Linked DNA regions of Mus musculus: region 2 is linked to region 1. Evidence: chromatin loops called from intact Hi-C (ENCODE). Cell type or tissue: left cerebral cortex. All regions are shown on one strand.

Evidence for each region. Hi-C counts contacts between places; a loop is a spot of excess contacts. Peaks named below come from ENCODE experiments on the same cell type or tissue, not always from the same donor. Only the 100,000 strongest peaks of a DNase experiment are listed, where the experiment ranks them.
Region 2: it touches region 1 in a loop (2.7-fold over the local background); 18 of 42 quality-filtered maps call a loop at or near these places.

Annotation. Positions count from the first base shown.
Region 1 is chr13:36,018,195-36,020,694 of GRCm38, forward strand. All of the region lies in intron 2 of Lyrm4 (LYR motif containing 4), which reads right to left. Among named protein-coding and RNA genes, the nearest start is that of Ppp1r3g, 52 kb to the left of the region's middle. In left cerebral cortex, a CTCF peak has its summit at 1,225 (motif pointing right); DNase peaks (open chromatin) are centred at 1,276 and 2,455; H3K27ac peaks cover 1,000 bases.
Region 2 is chr13:36,264,811-36,267,310 of GRCm38, forward strand. All of the region lies in intron 4 of Fars2 (phenylalanine-tRNA synthetase 2 (mitochondrial)), which reads left to right. Among named protein-coding and RNA genes, the nearest start is that of Gm40912, 58 kb to the left of the region's middle. In left cerebral cortex, a CTCF peak has its summit at 947; a DNase peak (open chromatin) is centred at 844; H3K27ac peaks cover 615 bases.

The sequences.
Region 1 (2,500 bases):
GGCTACAGGGAGAGCTCCCACTTGTGGTCTGGCTGAAATCCCTGGCCTGGCCCCCAGCTGCCAGCCAGCACCAGTTGTCTGACAATTGAATAAGAGGACTTGGGGCTCAGCTTTTGGGTCCCTGATCATTGTATTTGTATTTCAGCCATGTTTGGATTTCTGACCTGGAGAAGTAGAGTATGGTATAAAATGAAGATTCTTACTGCAATCCACCATCAGACAGGTTGTTTATTATACAACAATAATGGGTATTCACGATCCTTGAGATAAGAGTCTACCTTACATTTGTTATTTTAACTTCTACTACTCTTCCATTCCACACTTTCTTCAACTGTTTATGGAGAAAATAAAAAGCCACGTTTAAACGTTTTCTCCTTTAAATTTGAAAAATAACATTCTTTGTATCAAAAGATAGTGTTACACCTCTTTGGGACTATAGCCACACCCAGATTTTAAGGGTATACTACACAATAGCAGTTCAGTCATCTTCTGTTTTACACAGTCTTTATTCACTATAGAGTCCCTAGGCATCTTGCCCTCCCCAGCCCCCATATCTCACAGTCTGCAGGTCAGTGCTATCTTCTACAGCACCCCCTGATCCTGTTCTGCATGGTTCACCATGGTCTACTCATTCTAGGTATTTCCTGCTCAGCATTTCATGGACCTCCAAGGAGCTGAGATGCCCCACGCATTGTTTCAGGGCAGAAAAGACCAGCATGTTCCCACTTCATGTTCACACTGACAGACTTCAAGAGACTCAAAAGACATCTGTTAGTGCACTAAGGCCTTCAGTGCCTACACTGAAGGGTCTAGAACTTACACTTCAAGCAGACTTTTGGGGGCTGGTTTAAGTAGGTTTTGCTGGTGATGTTCAGGATTCTGATCTCATTGATGTAATATATTGGTGGTAGTAGGCCAACATTATTGAAAGGCTGACTGTAACAACAGCAGGACCCATTTTAAAGATACTTTGAGCATAGCTTTGATCTTGAGATGCAGGCTGATGGGGCCTTGGTCTAGGCGGCTCAGAAAAGCACACAGTGAGAATCAAGCCAGAAAGGAGAAACTGCCTCTGTCATACTTCTAGAGTGCTATGGTGTCTGCAATCTTAAAAAACAAAAAACAAGGCAGTTGTCCATTTATTGGGGGAAATTTTTGCCTCAGAAAATCCTGATTTATGAAGAATTACTAAAGAATTCACCAACATAAAACAAACTTTTGGCCAGCAGATGGCAGTAAAGGACCTTGGAAGTGAGTCCAGCAGTGCGTTCTGAAATGCTGGCAGGTAGCTCTTAACAGCTATTGTATAAGTGATTTATGTATTTGGATTCTGCTCAATGTTATATATGCATTACTGAATAAAACATTCACAGTGTATTTTCTAGCAGCAGCTGAGCTCCAATTCCAAGGTTCTGAGGCCTAATTCCCAAGGCTCAAAGGAGCCCCTGACATCAAATTGCTTTTCTTCCCTGAAGAGCTGCTCCACACCCCAGAAAAAGAAATGCTTAGAGCAGGGAGAGAGATTTGATGTGACCGCATCCTCAGAGCAGCTTACCCACTGAGGGAGGACGTGCGAGGAAAGCAAATGCCTGTCAGGCATTTCCTTGAGGCATAGCCGGTTGTTTCCTTCTCAGCACACGTCACACCCTAGCCTTGGGAGAGGAAATGCCTGACTCAGTTTCCACAAGGAAAAGTGGTTATGTTTTGGAGACTCATGCCAAATAAACTACTTCATGATTTTCTCCATCTTTTCCAGAGAACCCCAGCTACCCACAGCCACAGGAGCTGGGAAATCGAATTGTTCCAAACAACAGAGTTAGAGCTATGTAAATGCAGGAGCAGGGATCTGCCTGGGCGCTGGTGTGTACCAGTCAGCCTGGTGCCTGGCATGATGTGATTGTGTGGTGGTCACAGTGCTAGTGCAGGCCACAAGGCCAATGCCGTGCCTCAGCTCCAGGGAAAGGCTCCCAGAGAAGGAAAATGTCTTATTTAGAACAACGAGAGGCAGAAAGTCAGGCTCTCTTTTCTGGCAGGGAGACAGCATCTATAATCAGGGCAGACCAGGTACATCCCTGTGGGAAACACCAACCTGCTATTTCAAACATGTGGCTAACTGATAGTTAAGCGCTTTTCATTTACATGACATTTCATTACACACACATACACACACACACACACAGAGGAAAGACAATGCAGTTATCGCTATCAGTGTTAAGAGCTCACATCTGACCATTTTCTGTAGGCCAGGTGAACGCCAACCATTCTTACTGCATCACTGCAGGTGGGTTGTACAGCTGTTCTACACAGTCGACCCCGTTAGCCTCATTTTGTAGAAGAGGAAGCTGAGGACTATGAAATGCCTTGATATTCCATGGCATATACCATGGATATACCAAGGAGTCAGAACTGAAACGGTGAGAACTAAGACCCAGAGTCTTCCTAATTCCTGCCAGTGCTCTTCATCACTGTGACAGGGAGGGTGATAGCCGTGGTATTTCTC
Region 2 (2,500 bases), 250 kb after region 1:
TTCTGGTCACATACGTAGATTCAGCTCATGTTAGTCCCATTTGGAATGAATACATTTACCGTTTATTCCTTGGACTTAAGGACATGATTTTTTTTGTTGTCTAAGCCATCAACTAAGCCTCACATCCTGATTAACCTTGCTTCATTTCCAGCTGTTCACACTGCTGTACAACTATAAAGGTTTGTTTTTCAGGGGATGGTTTCCTGATGGTGCTGTGCTGTGCATGATATCTGCATTCTCCCTTCTTGCAGGTCCTTGTCAGTGCTCCAGTCTGCGGGACTCTGGCTTGACTGCTGCAGAGCCTCAGGAGACCACTATCCCCTTGGCATGTGGTGTTCCCCTGCATAGCATTTTTGTTAGGCCTTCTTTCTGCTAGGTTGGCAGATGGCAGTCAGAAGACCCTATGTGTCACCACCATTCTGCCTCCCTCTCTTCTGTATGAGCATCAACACTGAAATGACAACTAGTGTCTCTGGTTCCAGCCTCCTTTTTATGATACTGTAGTGCTACAGTGCAAGGGTCTTGTTAGTTCTTTTCTTGACCCTTCCCCACAGTGTCCACAGTGCACAGTGCAGACATAGGCTTTGCAGTTTGTTTATAAACAGTATCACCACTGCCAAGAGGTTCCCTTCCTTGTCATCCCTGTCGTCATTCAGAGCTGTTTCAGGGACCGCTTGCTTGTTCCTTGTTCCTTATCCTGCAGATGGTTACCAAGCAGCTTTTTGATTTTTAAATCTTTGCAGAAGATTCCAAAAAGCTGCTCCAAAGATGACACAAACCTCTATTTATTGCCTTTCAAAATATATACACTTCTAGTGCCAAGGGAGAATTTTTGAAGCTTGGGTATGTGTTAGTCTCCAGGGAGCCAGCAGGGAAGGCCAGACTGTGAGAGTGTTAGTCGAGGAATGTCTGATGTGTCTTACTGAACAATTTCAAGCAGAGTAATAGAGGTAACCTCTGAAATCCTGAACAGCAGCATTGTCAAACAGAGTGCGCAGCTTTCATTTCATTGACCCCAAATCAGGTGGGTTCACCCATCTTCCCTGTTTACTTTTACTGCCTTCATGTTGCATGTAGTGCTGCCTCTAAGCATTTTTAGAATAAAAACCTTTGGAGCTCTATAAGCTCCTTCTTTCTAATTTCATTGCTCTTAATTATAGGACACTGAAAGTACCAGAGAAGTAATATGAATTGAAGAAGGAGCACTGTGTAGAATCAGGAGTTGTGGAAACAGTTACGCCCACTAACACTGTCCACAACTGCAGGGATCTCAGAGGACACTTTACAGCACCACAGTCCAGTTTCTCAGTTACAAAAGGAATAATTAGAGGTGATAATTAGGATTGCTACCTGCTCAGATAACAGTCACCTCCATGTAATTCTCCAAAGGAGTATTGTTTATGTACCTACTGTGTACTCTCCCAGGTTTTTGAGATACATTAGAGTGCAAACAATTGAACTTTCTTTTCCATCTCTCGTGCATTCTTAGAGCATTTGGAGGGTTTTTAGTAGTACTTAAGTACTCATGAATGAAGGGTATGGCTAGAGAAGCCGTTGAATGAAGAACCTGACAGGTAGCACTGACAGGTGTCTGGAGGGTGTGCTCCCTCCTGGGCAGTTTTGTTAGTGCCTGATGGGTCAGTGGGAGAGCAGGGATTCTCCATTCCTCTTTTTCCTGGATGTGCTTCCAGCACACAGCAAAGAGAGGGATTTGAGGGGCAGTTTCTCTGCTTGGCTTAGTAAAAGTCTTGCTTACTTTTGAACAGCTTTCAGGTGTAATATCAAGAATGCTCATGGAGATCCCTGACTTCCAGATAAAGTTCAAGCATCTAGTTTTCCATAAAGGCTCTGGGTCCCCCTCCTGACTCTCATCTGCACATGCTCACAAGTGTGGGTAGCCTAGTGTCTCAGTTTCTTCCAACAGACAAGGAACATGCTCTCCATTTCCAAGTTATTGTGTGTGTGTTCTCACTCCAGAGACTGTATTGCCATCTCTGCCTTCCAATGGCCCCATGGTTAGGGGCATGGGTATTGGGTGGCAATGCCACCATAGCCACTAGATGCTTGACCCCTGGGATCAGCCCCTGGTGCTGTCTACAGATGACTGACTTTTCATTGACAAATGGTGGCTGTTTAACACGTCCTCCTCCTAACTTGTTAAAATTGTTGAATGGATTGTTCCCACAATCCTCTGTGATAGCAACTGTACTTTACCTTCTGATGTGATTAAAAAATTTTTAAACTCCCTTTTTAAGAGCTCCTTGACAATAGGTATTTATTTTTTAATATCCTTAAGCACCTAGTACCTGGATGAATAGTTAACATTCTGAAATAAAACAAGTTGGAATTTTTGAAGTGTTGAAGGGTGGGAGTAAGTATATGGTTTTCATCTTGTGGTGCTTTTGGGAGTTGGGGGGGGATTATAAAGAACATACAGATAAGGTGATGTATCTATCAGCCAAGACTAAACATTGGGAAGTATAGCTACATGATTAGAAAA